3 separate regions of the Homo sapiens genome follow, and all the other regions are linked to region 2. Evidence: read pairs that join two places in POLR2A ChIA-PET (ENCODE). Cell type or tissue: MCF 10A. All regions are shown on one strand. Links, peaks and the distances in the headings refer to the core of each region. The heading gives the core; the rest is flanking DNA.

What was found. Peaks named below come from ENCODE experiments on the same cell type or tissue, not always from the same donor. Only the 100,000 strongest peaks of a DNase experiment are listed, where the experiment ranks them.
Region 1: POLR2A ChIA-PET joins it to region 2 with 5 read pairs; 1 of 35 experiments calls an interaction of 5 or more read pairs at or near these places.
Region 3: POLR2A ChIA-PET joins it to region 2 with 7 read pairs; 4 of 35 experiments call an interaction of 5 or more read pairs at or near these places.

What each region holds. Positions count from the first base shown.
Region 1 is chr14:69,996,141-70,003,853 of GRCh38, reverse strand. All of the region lies in intron 7 of SMOC1 (SPARC related modular calcium binding 1), which reads right to left. Among named protein-coding and RNA genes, the nearest start is that of SNORD169, 22 kb to the right of the region's middle. In MCF 10A, for the core only: no CTCF peak of the experiment used is centred there; DNase peaks (open chromatin) are centred at 4,413 and 5,793.
Region 2 is chr14:69,680,841-69,688,553 of GRCh38, reverse strand. The region is part of intron 2 of SUSD6 (sushi domain containing 6); the gene reads right to left. Among named protein-coding and RNA genes, the nearest start is that of SUSD6, 73 kb to the right of the region's middle. RefSeq lists a silencer at 1-242. In MCF 10A, for the core only: no CTCF peak of the experiment used is centred there; DNase peaks (open chromatin) are centred at 2,643 and 3,093.
Region 3 is chr14:69,580,789-69,588,501 of GRCh38, reverse strand. No RefSeq gene overlaps it. Among named protein-coding and RNA genes, the nearest start is that of CCDC177, 9.8 kb to the right of the region's middle. In MCF 10A, for the core only: a CTCF peak has its summit at 3,337 (motif pointing left); a DNase peak (open chromatin) is centred at 3,321.

The DNA of each region.
Region 1 (7,713 bases), core at 1,305-6,304, 310 kb before region 2:
AGATGTAGCAAGCAGAAAGAATAAACCATGAGATCTTTGCCTACCCTCATTCTAGGCCATCCTCCATCCCTGAAGCTTTCCCTGAGGCCCTGCCTGGAACAAGGCTAGAAGCAGTGGAGGATCTGCCCTCGTGGGCCCCTTGTCCTCGGTACCCTGACTTCACTGGATGCAAGTTCCTGGAAACTAGGGCTCTGCACATCCTTCCTGAGCCTTCACCACACCCGTCTCTGGTGGCCATAGGAGAGCCATGGAATCTCTGGTGTAAAAGATTCATAAAGGGTACTTGGTCCAAGAACCCTTCTATTGCTTGAGTCCCCATTATGTCACCCCTCTCACAGAATTCTAGTCTGACACTTCAGAGATGGGGCTGCCCACTGTTGAATAAACCGTAGGGATGAGACCACAGAGGCTGCAAAAAGAATATCTATCCCTTTGACACATCCTGGGAAATGCTACACTCAACCCTCAGACCATCAAGCACTGGATTTTCTTGGGGGAAAAATCAATTAAAATGTTACCCAGACTGAAAAATGAGAGGCACTTACTTGGGTTTCATTGCAAAAGGAGTTGTCCCACTGAGCCAAGAATATTAAAGAAAAAATTAGCATTGTATCACCTACAGTGACCCTGAAACCCCATCAAATACTTCACACCCACCTAGTCTCTTATCAAAAATGAATGAAATGCTGAAAGATAACCCAAAATATCAAACTGTGTGTTGAAAACAACCTTTCTAAATTACAACATGAAATTCCAGAGGCATAAGAAACCACATGGCTCCAGCCTCAGGATTCTCTAGGTCAGCGTGCGAGCATGTGAGAGTGTGGTGTCGGGAGTGTTCCAGAACTGTAGGGTGGCTGAGAATTTGGCAGAGGAAGGCACTGCAGGAGTAAAAGAGAGAAAGATAGGACCAGGTTGTAAGGAACTGACTTTGCTGTTTCAGAAGGATTAGCACAGGGACTAGATGTGGTGCCCCAGGGAAGGGTTGCTGCACTCCATGATTTATGGGACATCACTGAGCAGGCCCTTGCTGTTTATTTAGCCACAGGGGGTTTTAGCACCTATGGTTTCAAGCCAACTATGTGAACAGGTTATTTTTCTTACTTGTGGACTTTGCACTTTTTCACAGGAGGGGCTAAGTGGCCCCCAGAGGATCATTTTTCCAAGCACCATTTGCTGGGCCGACTCTGCCCTGCTACCATGGCTTTCCATCACGCACACCACTCAGTGCCACTTGGCCATCGCCAATTCCCAATTCCCAATTTCTCAACATCTATGTGACTCAGAGTTATGCAGGGGCTCTGGGAGCCCCTGATGAGGGGGAGAGCCCACAGAACCATTGCTCAGGGCTCCTTTCCAAATAGAGGGTAGACAACTGGCCCAGAAAAGGAAAGGCTCTACCAGGGCAAGGAAAAAGCAAACATCGCTGGCAAACAGAACAAAGTCAGCCACCGAAATTGTGCTCAGGTTTGTATCAGGTAGAGGGAGGGTATGGGGAGAATAGAAACAGAATTTGCACGAATTAAAGTCACACTTCTGTTGGCATGGGTTTTTCCATCCCCTTTAAGCTAAAAAGCCCTTTCCCCCACAGAATAGGCAGCAAAAGAAAGCAAAAATCTAACATCATCCCTCAATTGTAACCTACAAAGGGACCCGGGAGGACCCCCTGGAGGGAGCACCTTTCTAATTAACTCACTGGCCAAGAGAAGAACTGTCTCCAGCTCCAGCCCAGATGGAGATGTGAGGATGGTCTAAAAGCTCAACTGCCAGAGAGAACTCAGGGCGGTCAGAGGGAACTAGAGGTAGGGGATGAGGGAATACTAGGGCTTCCTTGGCAAGGCTAAAAGCAGTAGTAAGTGCCTATCACTCCTCCTGCATACTCCTATCGAAGGGTCTGGCATGTTAGGAGGTTCTGAAGTCAGCAACAGTTGGAATAGAGGCAATATAGGCAGTCAAGAGCATGGGCTTTGTGGTCAATGATTCAGGCTCTACCCCTTGTTTTCTCTGTGACCTTGGCCAGTTCAGGTTCCTTACGTGTAAAAGTAAGGTAACTCTTGCACATGCCTCACAGGGTCATTGTGAAGATTAAATGCAATCGTGTGTGAAAAACATTAAACCTGGTGGCACAGTAAGTTGCTAAATGGTAGCTACTATTCCTATTAGCTTGTCTAAGGTAGCATTGTGGAGCAAACATGGTCTTCCTGCCCTATCCCTGTGAATGACCCGTCTCCTCAACAGGACTCCAGTAGCTGACCAAGGGCAGGGGAATGGAGCAGTATGCTCCAGAGGCAGGCAATAAAGGGGTATTAGGTCTGTAGGTAAACTAAAAAAAATATGCACATATAGCTAAGAGTCTATCTGCTTTTTATAATCACTATGCCAGCAATTCAAAACAATGTCAGTGATAAAATACTCCTCCCCACTGGTATGGACCACACCATCACCCCCCATCCCTTTGGTGCACCACTGCCCAGTGGTCAGCTCCTGCCTTAAATGTTCCTTGTATTTCATCCTTTGACCCCTCAGTGGCAAACAGAGGCCTTAGCACATGATAGTTCTTGATGGATCTATGACCTTGGACAAGGCCCTTAGCAAGTCTGGGCTCCTGTTTTCTCATTTAAAACTAAGCGGCAATGCTAGATGACTCTCAGGCCCTTCTCACTCTAACGGCCCACAGTCTTACAATTAAACAAAATCAGGTGCACTTCCCAGTGACTCAGGGGCCAGATCCAAACTTAGCTTCCCAAGTCCCAGTGGAACAGAGCACCAGGAAGGGGCTGGGTTAAGGGGAAGGCTGCTCGGTGCTCTCAGGTTCTCCCTCGTACCTCATACCTCTTTCCACAGCCCTGCTATGTGGCCTGTGAGCCACACCTAACCTGCTATGTCTCGGAGATCCCATCTTCAGCACAAAAGTAACACCGTCCACCCCATATCCCTGACGTTGGCCGAGGCCACCTCCTCACAGGGATGTTTACAGTTGGCACTGTAAGTAGGGCATGCTGCTGGGATGAAGTGTCATGGGTGAGGAGGTGTAAGGGAAAATTACAAACCAACCAGCCTGTCTAAATAGTTTCTCTCTGTGTAACCCAAAATGGTCATGCATGGCTCACCATGGTCTGAAGTGGTGACCGCTTCCTTCCCACGCAGAGACTGAGTTCCTACAGGGCAGGGAAGAACAAGATCGAAATTCTACAGAGGATATTTCTTCCAGGATGGATTGTCCCAATATAGCATGGAGGCATTTTTCTTTTTAACTTTTCCCCCAAGGCATCACTGACTCGCACCCGCTCAAATTTTAGAAAAGTTCCCATCTCTATTGACTCATGGCATTAAGTGAGCAGATATGACCCTTCCACCAAAAAGAATATGAAATACTTCACAGTATCTTTGCAATGACAAGTACTGAGAAATAGCAAGCTGCCTTTTTTCTAGTTTTTCTCAGTAACTTCATTGGCTTTAACCTGACAGTCTCTGTACTTTCATTGGCCTTAAACTGACAGTCTCCGTACTTTTAAGAGCAAGTTCTAGCAAATAAAAATTTAGACAGAAAGGGAGGAGAAGGCACAGACAAAGGTGGAAGATGGAAAAGCTATTTAAATTTATCAAAATAAAGTATCACAACTTCACTCTTTACTCCCCAAAACATGAGTGTTGCCTGTGTGAGTGTGTTTATGAGATGTAGACCCCGTCTACTTCCAAAGCCACTTTACAAATAAACACAGAACAAGGATGCTCAGATCTAAGCAGAGACTGTAGTTGACTTCCAGAAAATTGGAATGAGCCAATGACAATACCTGGGCAAGATCTTCAATTTCAGTGTCTTAGCAGCAGAGGCCAAAAGGAAAATACCAGGGCACGTAGTTTTGCTATCTAACATTAAAAAGCAGACACACTCACCTCCAGAAACAGAAACAGAACCCTTGCTGGTGCAGCACGTCATCCCAGTGCTGTGTCCTGCAGCACATCCCTCCACCCTCCCACACCTTTGTGTTCCAAGCAGACAACATGGGGCAAAGGAGCAAGGCGACCAGGAAAGCTAATTTTAAAACAAGGTAAAAATGGACTGTGCGGCTAGGCTTCATGGGGCCTCCAAGTGTGTTTATTGCTTCTCTCCGCAAAGGGAAATTTTAAGAAAGAAAAAGGCCTTTGTTGCCATGGAGAAAGCCATAGGGATGACCACCCATCCCCCATCCCCAGCTCAATTCTACTGGCCATGATTGACCAAGGCACCTGCATCAGAGAGATGGGCAGACATCCAGAAGGCCAGTTATGGAAATAAATATCCAGGGTGTATTTTTATATAGATATTTTAAATGCACACAAGCCCAGACCCATCCTCGGCTGCTAACGTTAGTGGATTACTCATTCTTCCTCCCAATCACGTCATGTGCGAGATTCCAGGTGGCCATGGGGTATTTGCTTACGACGGCTACCGCTGGTTTCCCTGCGAGCTGTTTATTTTTCCAGGCCTCAAGTCATTACATCAGCCGGTGGTTTCTAGGCGGGCCAAGAGTGCTGGCTTGGGGGGTGGGGAATCCAGCCAGGAGGTGCAGTTGCCTCAGTGACCCCAAGTCCCAGTCATAGCAGCTATCCCAGCAGGAACTTCCTGGGTGAGGAAGAAGCAATCCAAGACGTGGCCAAATGGCCTGAAGCAGGCCTAGAAGAGCAGCACTCTGATACTGTGAACAGCTTACCTGTGACAGGTAAGGTGACATGAGAAAACACAGTCACAGTCATGCACGAGGAGGCCAGGGTGTCACTTTCATGGTAAAACTTAAAAGAAATGCATTTCCACCTTATGTCTGTGCTGATGGCTGTATCTCCAGGGAGCAGAGTCACCATGAGCTGCTCCATTCAATGATGTAGAGAAGGGAGCGCTGTGGGTCTAAGAGGCAAGGGAGGAAAGGCATGGCCCTTTCAGATTTAACTCACAGGGCCAGGGTCTAGGGCCTCCTTGAGGCCCTTGATCAGATCATGGAAGAAGTTAACTGGAAAAAAACAGGGACAAAGGAAAGAAAGAGATGACAAAACAAAGAGGGAAGTCACACCTCTCTACTCCACTTGAGGCCACAGAGTCAAGCCCCCAGGGCAGAAGGAAATGAGTGGTGGGCCTTGGGAGCATTACTTTGCTGCACAGAGAAGTGCATGAAGATATTTCCTGAGAGATTATACTTGCCCAGAAGAGAAAGGGTGGAAGTTCGTCATATAGAAACAAAGATGTAAATCAGAGCCATAGGAAAGTGCCTGCACATAGTCAAATTAGAAACATGAGAAGATGAGGTGAAGAATTAGATGAAACCTAATTCTTGTCACTTATTTCATATCTTTATCTTCTGTAACATATAGATGGTTAAAAAATATTTTAAACACTAGGTATATTAAGAAATGCCTTGGTAGCCAACCCCTGATTTAAAAAAAAAAAAAACTTAGCAAGAGTTCATATTTCCTTATAAAAGCAGAACAGAGGCTCCATCCAACACTCATCTATGGGAAGATGCTGTTCTCAAGTTCTAGCGTATTAGCTGGCCAGGTACATTGTCTTCCTGAATGCAAAAGGAATTCCTGGTGCACTGGAGATGCAATGGAGGAGAGGTTCAATGGAGGCGAGAACTGAAGAGAAGAGCAAAGAAGCAAATCTGTCAATGCTGAACCTGCCAATTACTCAAAAGGCGACACTGACTATAGTGAACACATGACAAAGCCTTAAAAACAAGGGCCAAAACTTCCAGGAGCAGAGAGGGAGACTAGGAGAGTCTGTAGGCATATGTGTCATGTTATTGCAAAACTTCAGCTGCCCAGTGGAACCTTTCCAACATCAACAATCCCCAGGCCAGAAAACAAACCTGGCGTCACAGGGTCTGAGTGTGAAAAAAGGATGTGTGGGGTGTAAAAGAAACTGGGATAGCCTTTTTGCCTCTGAGAGACAGCTGAGAAGAAGAGCTCTCACCCCGATGGGCTTCACGGAGTCCCATGGCAACCTCCCCGGGGATGCAGGCTGAAGCACACCTGAACCCAGGATCATCCATCAAACTCTAATGAAAAACTGTCTCAGGTGTTTGGCCAAAAGGCTCCAGTCCCTACCAGAGCCAAATATCCAGACATAAGTTATCATTAAGGTATATCTGACTTCTCATTAAACCAAATATGATAACATGTGACAAGTGGCTAGCAAAAGACATAAAGATATTCCACCAAGAGTCACCAGTGTTTTGTTGGGTTTAAAAAATCATTTATGGTATACCTACTATGTGCCAGGCATTACACAGATGCTCTTGAGTCCTCACAAAGAAATCCTGCAAGGCACTAAAACTTTGTTTTACATATAAGGAAATCAAGACTCAGGGAAGTTAATTAACTTTCCCAAGCTCACCAAACCTCTCAGTAGGAAGCTAGCATTGGAAACCAGGTTATAGGTTTGTCTGACACCAAAGCCCATGCTTTTGCCATTACATGGTTTATCTCCGCTACATGCAAAAGACTCCCTATCCACTACCTAAGAAAGCCAAACATCAAGATGCTTTTTTGGCAACCCGTTTGTGGGAGCATGCACCAGAACCGGACATTAAAGCTTGGAAAAGGTATGTGTGAGATGGTGAAGAGCCTTGTGAGCTGCCTCAGAGCTCCTGTGCTGATGCAGGCTTACCTGGGCATGTCAGGGAGCATCCTCCTGCCTGGACTATGAGAGGGGCCAGAAAACTTAAGTAAGACATCCCCATACACACACTCCCATCCAAATGCTTCTATTTCAATCATATATGCCAGAAGCCAGAAAGCTTTTCTGTAAAGGGTCAGATAATAAATATTTTAGGCTTTGCAGGCCATACAGGGTCTGTCACAACTATTCCACTCTACTATTTAGATGAAAATGGTCACAGACACTACACAAATATATGGCTGTGGCTGTGATCCAACCCAACTTTATTTTCAAAAGAAGGCAAGAGACCATTTGACAACCCCTGTTACAGGCCTTTGTGGCACCATATATTTTATACATAATTATATCAAAGAGATTGATAGGCATTCAGTCAATATTACCAGTTGATCAAGATGGAAAAAGTCTCAGTTGAGTAGGAGATTCCTAAGTTATCAATCTCTAACAGTTAGCCCTGGTCTCAGTTTCTCCCAGAGAACTGTTAGGTCTCTCCCAACTATCCTGTCATATACACGAACCTTACAGATATAACTGGGGTCAGCCAGAGAAAAATAAACGTGGCCAGGCCACCCCAACAAAAGGAAAGTGGATGGACCTGCCCAGAATCCATTTCTCAACATGACCCTATTCTCATCTAATTGGAGAGTAGGAATGAAAGCAGAAGAACTTCAGCGGAAGCAAAGATTATCAACTGACTTTGACCTCACCACTTTACTACATGCAGAGAATACAGCCCAAGAAGACAGGCATTCTATTCCCAAGGATAACTAGTTTTCTCCAGCCCAACCACTCCCTAGCTATGACTCAGGACAAGTTACTTCCTCTGTCTCAGCCTCTGACTCTTCATCTGCAAGATGGAGACAAGAACAATAGCTATCTCATAGGGTTATGGGGAAGCTCAAGTGAGATGACACAAATGTAAAGTTCCACAGGACCTGATAACAAAGTAGCTATTATGACAGTGCTATTCTAATTTTGATGATGATGATGATGATCTTTTCTCCTCCATCGTTCCCCAAAGCAATCAAATGCATGGGTAAGTGAAAAAGAAATTCAAGGAA
Region 2 (7,713 bases), core at 895-5,894:
TCTTTTCCAGGGTTCTCTCACATGGCAGCAGATGGCCTATCCCTGGAGGACTGGATCCAGAAAGCAGCTGCTCCCAGGTCCTGGTTCTAACAGCTGGGGTCACAGGTCCTCTATGCACAAGCTGAATGCCAGAAATCAATGGGTCCCATTGTGCCTGCATGCATGCATGAGCTCTCACGTCCAGGCTCATGCTCTATAACTGCCTAGAACAGAGGACTGGGAAAAATAACACTACACACTTTGAAGGACTACATTTGCAAACTAATGGAAAGATAAGAGTATTATACAATCCAATTTTATTCAAATTACCTTGACTTTGCTAGGTAGCTACTAAGATGCTAATTATTTGGGAGATAGAGGGTCAAGAGGGAGGTGGAAGAGGAACAGAAGTAGGGCAGATCATAATCAGAAGCTAATCAGTAAATACATCTAGTCTTCTTCTTTCTGCCCAATGCAGAGAGGAGTCTGGCTCTACCACAACAACCAAAAAGCAGGCTAGATGTTTCATGTATTAGAAAAGGGCATACAAATTCATAAAACAATGTGTGTGTACACAGAAGAGTATAACTGTATAATTACATAATTAGGCACATTATAAAGTATTTATACTGCTGAGACTAAAAGCCCCTACTCAAAGGCATTCCACCAAAGTTGAAAAGGGAAAAAAAAGAAAAAAAACAAAAAGAAAAAAAAGCATCTAATTGCAATCTTCCACAAAGCCAGACATCCCCAGCTGGTGCCACAGCTGAATTCTCTTAATTAACAGTTGTAACGGCAAGTACGAAAGACACTGTATGCTTATCAACTCCATGTCGTGGCCAGCCAGGCATGGGAGAAGCCCACAATACTGCTATAATTAGAGAGATTTTTCTCTATTATAATAGTACCCCAGTGTGGAATGTTGGTTAGTTTTTCTTAAAAACTTTGTCGTTTAAAGCACATACATAACAACTCTACCTACCCACAGTTACGGATTGAAACTAGAGAGTTTGAGAAAGTTCACAGTCTAAGAGCTGGTTTATTTTTTGGTGGTTTTCTCTTAACTCCCCAAACCTGGGGTTTTATGTTATAGAAGGCTAGCAATGTTTGAGCAGGCCAGTCTTTTAAATAAAAGCCCATCTGACAGCTTAAAATCATAAGCTAGGCCGGGCACAGTGGCTCACGCCTGTAATCCCAGCACTTTGGGAGGCCGAGGCAGGCAGATCACCTGAGGTCAGGAGTTCGAGAACAGCCTGGCCAACACGGCGAAACCCCGTCTCTACTAGAAATACAAAAATTAGGCCAGGTGCAGTGGCTCACACCTGTAATCCCAGCACTTCGGGAGACCAAGGCAGGCAGATTACCTGAAGTCAGGAGTTCGAGACCAGCCTGACCAATATGGTAAAACCCTGTCTCTACTAAAAATACAAAAATTAGCCAGGTGTGGTGGCGGGTGCCTGTAATCCCAGCTACTCGGGAGGCTGAGGCAGGAGACTCGCCTGAACCCAGGAGGCGGAGGTTGCAGTAAGACAAGTTCGCACCACTGCACTCCGGCCTGGGCAACAAAGCAAGACTCTGACTCAAAATAAAATAAAACAAAATCATAGGCTAAATGTATCTAAATAGAATAAAGATGGCAGAAATTAGCATATAAATGAGTACAACATGTGGGGAAAAGCATTAATTAATACATGAAGAGACTAGGTCAATGATATGGTTTGACTCTGTGTCCCCACCCAAATCACATCTTGTAGCTCCCATAATTCCCACATGTTGTGGGAGGAACCTGGTGGGAGATGACTGGAATCATGGGCGCAGGTCTTTCCCATGCTGTTCTCATGATAGTGAATGGGTCTCACAAGATTTGACGGTTTTAAAAAACGAGAATTTCTCTGCATAAGCTCTCTTTTTGCCTGCTGTCATCCATGTAACATGTAACTTGCTTTTCCTTGCCTTCCACCATGATTGGGAGGCTTTCTTGGCCACCTGGAAATGTAAGTCCAATTAAATCTCTTTCTTTTGTAAATTGCTCAGTCTCGGGTATGTCTTTATCAGCAGCGTGAAAACAGACTAATACAGTCAAAATATAATGTATACTCACGGCTCTAGAAGGGCCTTTCACACTTACAAAAAGGGCTTTGTTTTTGCACGACTCTTACACCAGAACCTGTTGCAGGTAGTCCCCCTACTTCCCTAGCAAGGACCCTCATAGTCAAACAATAGGTTTACATATTATAAGAAAGTCAACTCAGAAAGCCAAAAAAGATCATAAAATATCTAATTATAGCCTGCCTTTTAGAGACAATCTTGGACAACATAACCTGGGCATTTTAGACATTATTCTTTGGCTATGTGTGTTTTTTTCTCTTCACAACTGAGCAGGGCTGTTGACTTAAGTCAATGAGTATTCAACTGACACTAAAGATTTCTTACTTCTGGCACATTCATTGAATTTAAAAATCTTCCAATTCTATCAACTTTAGAAGACCTACCCTTACAACTACCATTAGTCATTTCATTTTTCCATTTTCAACTCATCCTTACAAAATCAAGGTCTGATAATGCAAGTTACCGCTGCAGCACATGCGGCTGCACAGAGGGAGCTGGCGAGGCTGCTCAGAGTGTGCTGCTGACTGGCAGGCAGCCACACCTCACGACTGCTCAAGAGGTTCTTTCTCAGCTGCTGCACAAAAGTCCAAATTCATTACACAAAGGCAATCGGGGTGTCAATTTACAATTTACCAGAGTACAGGTTGTTCCCATGACAAATGTTTAAAAGCAGACTGCTTGGAGTTGCTTCAGAATCCCCACTACTTCTACCCTCTCACTCCCCCACCACGGGTTTAGCAAATTTAAGATTTCTTGACCCTTTACTCTCCTGGCCCTAAAGGCCCGGAATCACTTTGGTGAACCTAGAGAAAATATATTCTTAGGTAGGTCCACATACAAATGAGGAAAGTATCGAGGCTCCAAAATCTCTGGTACTCAGCAACACACACACACCTGCATTTTACTAAGAGACCAGGACTGCCTCCAGGGTCCCAAGGTTTGCACTGAATCAAGGGAAGTCAAGCTAGTCAGCACCTGCACAAGCCTGTTACTCAGAATGACAGCTCATCCTGGGTTTCCCCGAACTCTATGCTTTGTTGATGGAAAAGACTTGTCAAATGTGCAATCAGGGCCCTGAAGAGTCTTTGCAGATGCCTCCAGCCAGACCTTGCAGTGGAATAATATTAGTAGCACAATGGTTCCTTCCTCAACGGGGAGCAAAGTGGCCTATGGGAAACAATCAATGTGCCTCATGGCTCTATGCATGTGGGTAATGTCCTTTAGGGCTAGTCCATTTGTACTTGCAGCCCTTCACTTGAAAAACCAAGTGAAATCACCCACCACAAAAGGACAAGCTGCAAGGCAACCGATTCTGAACTCTGGGCTTGCTGCTTTCTCCCTCAACCCTTCCTGAGTCCTCTCAACTGTCCCATCTTAGAAGGACAGAGAAAAATGTGAAAATTTCCCACTGTGACTTCTGCAAACGTGGGCAGAGCCACTGAAAGTCAGGCCTGTTTAAGGGCCACCCTGCTACTCAGCCCTAACAAAGTGATAACTCAGAGTGGTATGAGCAGTTTATATACCAGCAGTTTGAAACAGGATCAGGGACCTAGAGGCTTTCAAGAAAAGTGGGAAAGAAAGTGCTGGTCTTTAAGGAGAGTAACTTGAGGTGAAAGTTGAAGACTCAAGGCTCCAAGCTAGGTGTTTCTCCTTAGCTCCTCTTCTGCCATAATGGCCCCACATCTCCTGGCAGGGGAAGTCAAGGCTAACAGTGGAGCCTCGGCCTGACCTGCCCCCTGGCCTGGCAACATGCTGAGCTGACCCCCAAAGAGGAACTGCTCATTCACGGGGCTACAGACACGATGTTTCCACTGGCCACACCACGGTCTGTGCCAAGGCACTTGGGGCAAGTCAGCAGGCCCAGCCCAGGGACAGCAGCTGAAATTGAAACTGTCATTCATTTTCTGACCATTAAGAAAACTGGGCAGTATCTCCCTTGGCAATAATTTACTCTCCCTACTTCTACTGGAAATTAATAGATCTTGGGATAAGCATAACATGTTTATGCTTGCTTGTCCCCACTGATAGAATCTCTCTCAAAATATTTTCCCAATTTCCATTTTTCACAAAGAGTGACTGCTAGATACATATTCTACTAAGAACACTTTTTGACTGATCCTCCTTTATTTTACATATCAGATTTCTTATTTAAAATCTTTAAGGGGGTCCAAGGCACAAAGGAAGGTAGTAACACCCAATATCAGCAAAGGTTTCAGGAAACCGCACTTTCACTGCTGATTAGGCATGAAATGACTGGTGTCACTTGGACCTGGACAGTATCTCCTGGCCAATCTCATTCTCCAACGACCAGCAGAGGCTTGAAACCTGCTACACATTATGCTTGACCCCACTGGGTCCGCTAGGAGACATCACTTCCACCTGCAGCAGGGCCTGATCAAAGCTTTACTTAGGGTGGTGCCTGAGAGCTGATCCTACTCAGCCAGCAACAACCTGATGGCTCCAACTGCTGTGCCCTGCAAGGGGGACTGCAGAAGGCCACTGGGCCATAGGCACCACTATGGGACCACACTCACCCAAGACAAAAAGAGACTTCTACCAGGCCATTTTCCCCTCCCAGTATCTTACAGCATGATCTCCTTCCAAAAACCATGGACAGAGTTGGGGCTCCTTCCTGCAGCCCACCTGGAGGCATACTATAATTTATCCTCATATGCAAATCTTCCCCCCAAAACACATTTTTCCTCATGATGATTTCTTTTCAGAATCGTCCAAAGGCTGCCACTTTCTACAAGTCTAAATGCTTCTGCTGGCTATGCATGTCTCCACACTTTGGCTTGTTCCATTTCTCCAACATCAAGTCCAACTAGGCAGCCCCCACTGGCCTCACTCACCCATGATCATGGCCTCAGCTCAGCCTTCTGGCCCCTCTCAGAGATTTCTCCTTTCCCTCTCCCTCAACATCCTCTAGTTTTTCCTCCATCAACTCAGACCCAATCCATAATGCAAGGCCCAATCTTAGTGCTCTCTTTTACAGGAATATCCTTCCTCTCTAAACAAAAGCATCTATGTCTCCACAATCTAGTAGTTAAATACCATTTTGTTCACCATTTCTAAATGTGACATGGTCCTCCTCATGAGCTCCTCAAAAGGGCAGAATGCCCACCTTTACCATCCTGGACATATTTAAGGCACTAGACAAATACCTGATGGTGTCTGTGTCTGGAAGGGCTGTTACCTCTCACAACATATATAAACTAAATGCTTAAAAAGATCCCAGCTCTTGCTTCCCAGGGAGCCTCTCCTCCTACACCCCATTCCAGACCCCAGTCGTGGCAAACTCTGAGACTTCTGCCTGTAGACAGCCTGCATTTCAGCTCACATCAAAGCATGAAACAAAGGACTTCACAACACCCCTAGCCCCCTTCAGGCTCCAGAGCTCTTCAAGGGCACCCTGTTTAAACAGGAGGTACAGTATATTTTTGGGAAATGATGAAGCAACTTCCCATAAGAGGAAAGTAAAAATTCCCCAAGTGAAAAAAAAAAAAAAAAAAAAAAAAGGCTTCTTGGAAAACAGAACAGCTTCCCTGCCAGGGCAGACAGAAAGGATTTGACATTCAGGCTTTTCATCCTTGGCAAAGCCTGTTCTAGGAGAGACAGGGCTGCAGGGGAAAAAAGGGAGGCAACTTCTTATGATCAGATGTGGAACTCAGCATAGTTTTCAGAGTTGCAGTCTCAACCAAACACTTCATCTGATATTGCCCAAGGTGCCACTGGGACTCCACCCTCCCACTTTCTCTTTCTCTTAGATGCCTTAAACAACAAATGTGATTATAAAAAATTAGGGGAAAATGTAATCTTATTATAGATAAACCAGAGCCCTTGCTCTTTAAAACAATTGCACAGTGACTCCTTCAGTGGATGGCAAAATCTTTTTGCAATAACTATACTCTGTTTTTTTTTAATTGGGGAGAGTTTTAAATTTGTATTTCATACATTTGGTTTGATTACAAGGATTGTTTTTCTCATATGTGCCAGAGGGCCTGGGTTCCACGGGAAGAGACATGGGCAAAGTAGGGCAGAATGAGAAAATTGGTACCATTCTGCTTGATATGCAAGGCTTACCTAATTACTTCTTGTATTTTACCACTTCTTCTTTCTCTCTTTTTTTGAGACAAGTTTTCACTCTGTCACCCAGGCTTGACTGCAGTGGCATAATCATAGCTCACCAATGCCTCAAACTCCTGGGCTCAAAAGATCCTCCCGCCTCAGCCTCCCGAGTAGCTGGGATTCCAGGCATGCATTACTATGCATGGCTAAATTTCAGAATTTTTTTCTAGTAGAGATGGGGCCTCGCTGTATTGCCCAGGCTGGTCTTGAATTCCTGGCCTCAAGTGGTCTTCCCACCTTGGCCTCCCGAAGCGCTAGGATTAAAGCATGAACCACCCCACCAGGCCTATATTTCATTTCTCAAACTACTACTAATCAAACATTACAGCAACATTAGCAGTACTCTTCAAGTAACAAGACAAGCATTACCCACAAAAGAAACTTCTCTCTGATGCATGTCCATATGAAAACATATTTTTCAACATTTAACACAGTATTTAACACAGTAACCCAGAATTTGTGAGTGCTCAGACCCCACTTCTTTAGCCGTAAGCCCTTTTCATGAACTTGAGAATTCATACCCACCTAGCCTGTTTGCAACAGACTAAAAGGCAGCATGCAACAGATCCAATCCTACCTTTGCCATGATCACTGCAATGTGAGCCAAGGAAATAATTTTTCCCCCATTTTACTATCTTACTTTTCCCATCTTTATAGCGACCATTCTCAAGAAGTAATGAAAAGGCTATAAATAAGTTGCCAAAGAAAGTCAACTCTTTCAGATGTTAACAATGACATGAAGATTCCTGCAATCAAAGTCTCCCACTTCAGATCCCCCTACGGGGCCGTCCCCTTCTCTGGCCCACCACAACCCTCCTACTGCAGGCCACTTACGTCAGCAGTCTTCCAAGCAGGAGCCCCCTTTTCTCCACATCCATGTGGATTTCTGCTATAAAGCTCTTTCAGAAAATAAGTTAATCTGCTTAATTTGCATGTCTAACAGATGTCCAGGGTTTATAAAGTTTTATTTTTTTAGGCTGCTAAAGGGGAGGCAGGAGGCTAGGTGTGGCTAAATGGGAAAAACAGCACCATCCAGAATTTTTTCCCTGAGCAGGACCTTTCTGCAGACAGCATTAATGCATACACGTATTTCATGTACCATTTTTAAAATATGACAGATGTCAATGTACTACTTTTTCAAAATGCACAATAATTGGTGGTAGCGAAGGGTGAGGGACTAGTTGTTGCCATCAGACTGTTCAGTGCATTCCCTCCCTGAAGGAAAGGCATGTAGGAAGACAATTTATAAGGATATCAACATCAGCTCTTAACCACAAAAAAGGCATCTTCCTTTTGTGCAACTACTGAAGAACTAGGCTGCAAAACAACTGGGGCCAACACTGTAAATAAAATTTATGGGTAGGAAACTTTTGGGGAAGGGATGGAGATGTATCAGCCTTCCCCAAACAAAGCTACAAGTGCAACAAAGACCAAGATAACTTTGCTGAGTCTTCGTTTTGACTGGAAAGGCTATCAGTGGGAAGACTAAAGGAATCA
Region 3 (7,713 bases), core at 1,305-6,304, 100 kb after region 2:
GGAATCCTCTCACCTCAGCCTCCCAGCGTGCTGGGATTACAGGTGTGAGCCACTGCACCTGGCCATGACTTTATTTTTCATAGCACTTCTGTGAAATGTTTTAAAATTGGTTTACTTCTTTATTTTCGGTCTCCTTCCTAGGATGTAAGCTCCATGAGAGCAGGACTTTGTCTGCCTTACCTCACATGTCGCCCAACACTTGGAAGGAGTTCACTAAATCTTTGTTGGATGGATGGATGGATGATGGATAGCGGAGTGGAGTTTGTCAGTGCTGGTGAGACCCTCAGACGGTTTTCCAAGCCCAACTCACCGCATATTAGCTATGTGACCTTGGGCATGTAGCTTACCCCTGCCAAGTCTCTGTTTCCTCATCTGTCACCTAGGGACATCATTCCTACTTCTTAGAGTCATCATGAGAATTAAATACAATGCAAAAGTGTGTGGCAAAGTGAAACAGGCCAGGCATCTAAATGCTAACTATGATGATTTTCATTATCTCTCTGCCCAGATTAGTGTCATCTTTGATCACTCTATCTACATCCAAGTTATCAATATCCCTTCAATGGCACAGCACTCAGGACAGCACTGCCACTAAAGATGCCACCATCTGGCTATGCTCTAATCGGGCATATGTGTCCTCATCCCATCTGCAGAGGGTCTACAGGGGCTTGCCTCTTGTTGCCAGCACTGCCTGGCTCTGCAGCCTACTCAAGAAAAGAAAATGAAAGCAGCCTGACTCCATTCGTCATGATTCCTTCTTTTCCTTTTGAGGCTCACAGACAGACCGTTGGCCAGCCTCGCCCAGGACTGACGTCAAGTTCATCTTTTGCCCTTGTTTGGGCTGGGTCCTCTGGCCCAGCGATGGAACACTTGTGTACCTTCACCTGGTGCCCTGGGCTGCTCCAGACCCTGGCCTCTGGCTGTGCCAAAGCAGGAAGGACAGACTCAGGGTGTTGCCTGTTTGCTCTGGTGGGGAGAGGCTAAGAATCGCAGTGACGTAGGGAGAGAAGAAAGATGGACCCATGTGGCAGGAGATTGTGCTCAGGGTAGAGTCAGCAAAACACTGACAAGATTCCCCAAAACTCTGGCCAGAAAGTGCCTGAGATCTCCGTTTTTAGATTCTGTTCTTTAAAGATACTTCATCTGTATGTGTCCTTGAGTAGAAGGCAAGTTCTCCTTGAAGGGGACACGTTTCTCTGCTGTCATCTTAGGACAACTTCTTTGAGAAGGAGACTCTAGTTCCTGCAGCCATTTGAGAAGGGGGCTGGAGGGGCTGAGCCAGGAGGTTTTGGGGGTGAGGCCCAGGTAGAACTTTGTGGCAGGGAGTGCTGGGGTGTGCACCCACATGGGCCACCCCACAAGTTGATGGGGAAAGGGGGCAAGTAGGGAGTACAAGGATGGAAGGGGTTCTCTTCTCCCCACCCACTTTGCCTGGCTGACTCCCATTTGTCCTTCATATCTCAGTTTCAGCACCAATTCCTCAGGGAAGCCCTGCAGGCCTCAGAACAAGTGAGATCCCCCTGTCATTCCCTCCCAGAGCCCACACTTTTTATCCATAGCTCTTACCACAGTTACAGTTAAGGCTGTCGCAAGGTGTGCGGGTATCTCGCCTCCATCCACGAACTCTCTGTGATGGCAGTGGCCAAGTCTATCTGTTCACCACTGAGTCCGAGCACCCAGCCCTGGGCCTGCACACAGTAGGCACTCAGCCATATGGAGTGTTGTATGAATGAATACATGAATGGAAGAATGGACAAATATAACTGGGAGGACACAGTGCAGAGGCACTGCAGCCCCTTCTCATTTTTCGCTGGCCTAGTTGGACACAGAGGACTTGGGTAAGCGGGGGGAGGCTGACATTCCATTTCCTATGCTGGGGCAGGGGAAGCTGGTGTTTCCCAAAGATCCATATTGTCATTGTTCCAGCTGCATAATGAATAACAGCCGTTCCTCCCCAAGGAGGAAGTCATTTTCCGAGAATCAACATAAAACCCACAGGAAAGGAAATAAACATTTAATGCTCACCTACTATGCCAAGCAGTTGGGTATCTTATTTGACTCCCACAACCATTCTGCAAATCAATTATAATTCTTATTTTTACAGATAATGCAACTGAGGCTCAGAGACAATAAACAACTTGTCATGTTCATTTTTTAAAAAAAGAAAGGCCAGGCACGGTGGCTCATGCCTGTCATCCCAGCACTTTAGGAGGCTGAGGCAGGGTAATCGCTTGAGATCAGGAGTTCGAGACCAGCCTGACCAACACGGTGAAACCCAGTCTCTACTAAAAATACAAAACTTAGCCTGTCATGGTGGTGCACACCTATAGTCCTAGCTACTCTGGAGGCTGAAGCAGAAGAATTGCTTGAACCTAGGAGGCAGAGGTTGCAGTGAGCCGAGATGGCACCACTGCACTCCAGCCTGGGCAACAGAGTGAGTGAGACTCTGTCTCAAATAAATAAATAAGAATAAAAAAGAAAGAGCTGAAATTTGGATACATGTATGTGGTTCCAAGCCCATGCTGTTTCTAGTGTACCAAGCTTTGGTGGCAGAGGGTGTCATGGTAAGACATCCCTAGTTCTCAGTGTCGGGGGAGTGCCCACGGCTGACTCCTTGCTTGCCTCTCAAAAACTGAAGGCATAGATGGGGAGAATCTCCCAAAAAAGGAGGAAAGCAGAAGAGTATGAACAGAGAAGTGGGACCGAGTGTACTTCCATTTATTCCTCAAACTCTCACTGAATATCTATGTCAGACACAGGGGCTGGGGAGGAAATGTCATAAAATACAGGTCCTCTCCTCACAGAAGTCACTGTCTAGTAGGTGAACTGGATAAGAAAATAAAACATTACAATTCAGTAAGTTTGCGGTTATAGGGGGTTATTATTTATTCCTTTTTTATGTTTGAAGTTATTTTTTATCGATGTTTTTTGTTTTGTTTTGTTTTTTTGAGACAGAGTCTTGCTCTGTCACCCAGGCTGCAGTGCAGTGGTGCAATCTCGGCTCACTGCAACTTCCGCCTCCCAGGTTCAAGCAATTCTCCTGCCTCAGCCTCCCTAATAGCTGGGATTACAGACGCACACCACCACGTTTGGCTAATTTTTTGTATCGTTAGTAGAGACGGGGTTTCGCCATGTTGGCCAGGCTGGTCTCGAACTCCTGACCTCAGGTGATCTGCTCACCTTGGCCTCCCAAAGTGCTGGGATTACAAGCATGAGCCACCACGCCCGTCTCACCCAGGAGTTTTGATACCACACCTAATCACACACCAATTTTGTTGATTCTCTCATACCTTGTCTCTACATGCAGATGACCAGAGGAGGGACGCCACCTGGTGGTAAGAGTGTGGAGTGAGCATTGAGTTCCCTTCTCAAAATTTGCCTCCAGTAAACAAAATAATCCTGCCTTCTAGTCAACCCTATCAAAGAGCTGAGCATCAGGGAAAAACTCCGATCTCCAGGAACAAATGACAAAAAAAAAAAAAAGTAGAAGGCACTGTTTCCAAATGGAGCAGAGGAACTGAAATCCAAGTTAGAGACATGATCTATAAACACACAGGAAAGCAACCAAAAGAAAGCTTGGATTTGCTCATCATTTCATCTAAATGTAGTGATAATAATAATGACTTTCCACTTACTGCGTAATACTACGTTCCAGATGCATGGGTACACTGTGCTGTGTGCTGAACATATTTAATCTCCTTTAATTCTCAGCAACAACCTTATAAGGGAGATATTACTATACCCATTTTATGGGGAACAAATGTCAGTTCAGAAAGTTTGAGTAACTCCCAGGATCACACAGCCAGGACCTGACAAGCTGGGATTTGACTTCAGGTCTGTGGACTCTGAAACTCATGATATTAACCATTAGGTTAGACACCTGATAGATATGGCCATTCAACAGGTTGAAAGTGGATCTCATCATCTTTGCTTCTCTTCCTCCTCCACTTCACACCTCAGCGAACAGCACAACCTGTCCTCCCCACACCTATCCAGTTGACCAAGCCAGACATCCAGGCAGGTTTGTTTTTGTTTTTGTCTTTGTCTTATGTTTGAGACAGAGTCTCACTCTGTCATCTAGGCTGGAGTGCAGTGGCACCATCTTGGCTCACTACAACCTCCACCTCCAGGGTTCAAGCAATTCTCCTGCCTCAGCCTCCCAAGTAGGTGGGGTTACAGGCACCCGCCACCACACCCGGCTAATTTTTTATATTTTTAGTAGAGAGGGTTTCACCATGTTGGCCAGGCTGCTCTCAAACTCCTGACCTCAAGTGATCCGCCCACCTCAGCCTCCCAAAGTGCTGGGATTACAGGCATGAGCCACTGTGCCTGTCTCACCCAGGAGTTTTGATACCACACCTAATCACTCACCAATTTTGTTGATTCTCTCTCATAAATTCACATTTTTTTCCTATGCTCTCTATCCTCACTGCTGCTGCCTTAGTTCAGGCCATGCCCATCTCTTGCCTGATTAGAGGGTCTCCCAGCAGTCCCTCTGCTTCCCAGCACATGTGTGATTATTTATTTATTTTTATTTATTTATTTATTTTTTGAGACGAAGTCTCACTCTGTCACTCGGGCTGGAGTACAGTGGCACGATCTTGGCTCACCGCAACCTCCGCCTCCCGGGTTCAAGCAATTTTCCTGCCTCAGCCTCCTGAGTAGCTGGGATTACAGGCACCTGCCACTATGCCCAGCTAATTTTTTGTATTTATGGTTCCACAGGCTGTACAGGAAGCATGATGCTGGCATCTCCTTGGCTTCTGGGGAGGCCTCAGGAAACTTACAATCATGGTGGAAGGCAAAGGGGAAGTAGGCACGTCTTACATGGCTGGAGCAGGCAGAAGAGAGGGAGCAGGGAGGTACTACACACTTTTAAACAACCAGCTCTCATGATCACTCATTTACTCACTATCACGAGAAACAGCACCAAGAGGATGATGCTAAACATTCATGAAAGACCATCCCCATGATCCAATCACCTCCCACTAGGCCTCACCTCCAACACTGGGGATTACAATTGACATGATATTTGGGCAGGGACACAGATCCAAACCATGTCATCCCTTTAAAGAAGTAATTAAGGCTGGATGTGGTGGCTTATGCCTCTAATCCCAGCACTTTGGGAGGCCAAGGGAGGATGGCTTGCAGCTAGGAGTTGGAGACCAGCCTGATCAACATAGCAATACCATCTCTAAAAAATAAAAAGTAACTAAGTTAAAGTACAGTCATCAGGGTGGGCCCTAATCCAATGTGACTACTATCCTTATAAGAAGAAATTAGGACACAGGAAACAGAGGGACAAATGTGAAGACATAGTGAGAAGGTGGCCATCTGCAAGCCACGGAGAGAGGCCCCAGAAGAAACCAAGCTGCTGACATCATCATCTTGGACTTCTCGCCTCCAGAACTGTGAGAAAATACATTTTCGTTGCTTCAGTCACCTAGTCTGGGGCATTTTGTTACAGCAGCCCTAGCAAACTAATACAATCAAGAAAGGAAATCAGACTCAGCAAGGCTGAGGGACCCACCTAGCGCTGTCTAGCTCCTTAGTAATGCATTCATCACATTCTGCCTGTGACCACTCTCTTATGTTGATTATCAGATAAAATAATGGATTTAACTCTTATTATTTAACTTCTTGAGTGTTTGGGTCTTATTGCTCCAACTGGCACTCAGGGTAAGGGGCCTTGTCTTCCCCTTCTCAGTATTTGCAGATATCCTAGCTGAGCTTGGTGCATCTTAACAATAACTTTTTGATGCATTTCTTGTTGTTGTTGTGTGGTTGATTGACACATTTGGATGGGTAAAAAGGAGCCTGATGGCTGGGCATGGTGGTTCATTCCTGTTATCCCAGCTGCTTGGGAGGCTAAGGTGGGAGGATTGCTTGATTCCAGGAGTTTGAGGCCAGCCTGGGCAACATAGCAAGAACTCATCTCAAAATAAAAGTAAAAATTAAATTTAAAAGGAGCCTGATGGTAAATTCCTGATCCCCAAGAGACACATACAAAGGTAAATTCCTGATCCCCAAGAGACACATATTCTGCCAGTGATCACACATATTCCCAGAAGTAGAATATGACTCATCTCTGAATGTCTAAATATATATATTGGGATGACTGGTCTGAGGCATCATGGAAGGCAATGGTGCATAATGTTCTAAATTAGAATTGTCCATTAAGAAGAAAAAGGAGGGGGGGCTAGGCACAATGCTCATGCCTATAATCCCAACACTTTGGGAGGCCAAGAGGGGAGGATTGCTTGAGCCCGAGAGTTTGAGACCAGCCTGGACAACATAGTGAGACCTCATCTCTACAAAAAATTAAAAAATTGGTGGGCATGGTGGTGCATGCCTTTAGTCCCAGCTATTGGGAGACTGAGGTGGGAGGATCACTTGAGCCGTGGGGGTTAAGGACATAGTGAGCCATGATCGTGCCACTGCACTCCAGCCTGGGCAATAGAGCAAGACTCTGTCTCAAAAAATAAAATTAAATTAAAATTAAGTTAAAATGTAAAAAGAAAGAAATACATCAGTGCGTGTGTGTGCGTGTGTGTGTGTGTGTGTGTGTGTGTGTGTGTGTGTGTGCGTGCATGTTGGCAGGCAGAGGCACGGGGGAGAGGCCAGTGGGAACAGTGGCTGTGATGCCAGTGTAGCCTCTCTGAAATGGAAGGGGCCTAAAGGGACTGAGCAGAGAAGTGGCTTATGCCAGAGGCAGATGGCCCAGCAGGAGAGGCAGAGACTGGAAACAAGCCTGGCTCCTGAGCACCAGCCTGTTCTTTCAAGCACAAGCATTTCACAGAGGAGATGCCCATGGGGCAGCACCCCTGGTTCCTGGTCATACTCAGGAAGGAGGACGCTTCTGCAATATCATACAAAAGGCTGGTGGATGGAATGAGGTGCAGCCCTTCACAGAGTGAGAGAAAAGCCCATTGGATTAATCATAAGGCTCCCTCTACATCTCCGCAGTGACGCAGCTTCACAGTTAAGGGCAGGCTGGGCCTCTCCTGTCCCACGAGACAGTTCTTAAACATGAGCATCACCTGCTTAAGAAGCCTAACTCTGAAGATTCACCAAAGCAGCTTAATGGCTCAGGGTACTTTAGGTAGTTTTATGGTACACAGAGTGGGCAAAGTAGCACTACTTAGATCTCATTTCCTCTCGATGCATCCAGCAGGAGGGCTACCACTTACTGGACCCTAAGCAATTGAGAGCAGAAACAGACAAGAACCTGTCCTGCAGCTTGCAAGTCCCTGCCACCTACACACCAAAATGTAACAGTGGTGGTCTTTCAGCAATGATTTTTCTACACGTGATTTTTTTTCCTTCCTTTTCCTGTACTTTTTCATTTCCTCTTTTGATGAACATATATTACTTCATTAAAGTATGAAATAAAACACTTTACTTTTAACAACTATTACCTTTTACCTGCTGGTTTGTGTCCTAAATTTCTTCTTAAGGCTTTAGTCTCAGAAATTGGGAATGGTTACACATTAAGCTGTATATAGTTCTGGGTCCAATCAAGATACAGAAACCACATAGCAATTTAAACAGAGAAGCCTAACACAAAGAGGTATGAAGCTAACGGTTCCCCAAGGCTGAAGGAGAGTATTCAAGGAAGGACAACTTGGAAGGAGAGTTCCCTCCTCAAGACTGGGGAGCTGGGTGCAGTGGCTCATGCCAGTTATCCCAGCATTTTGGGAGGCTGAGGCAGGA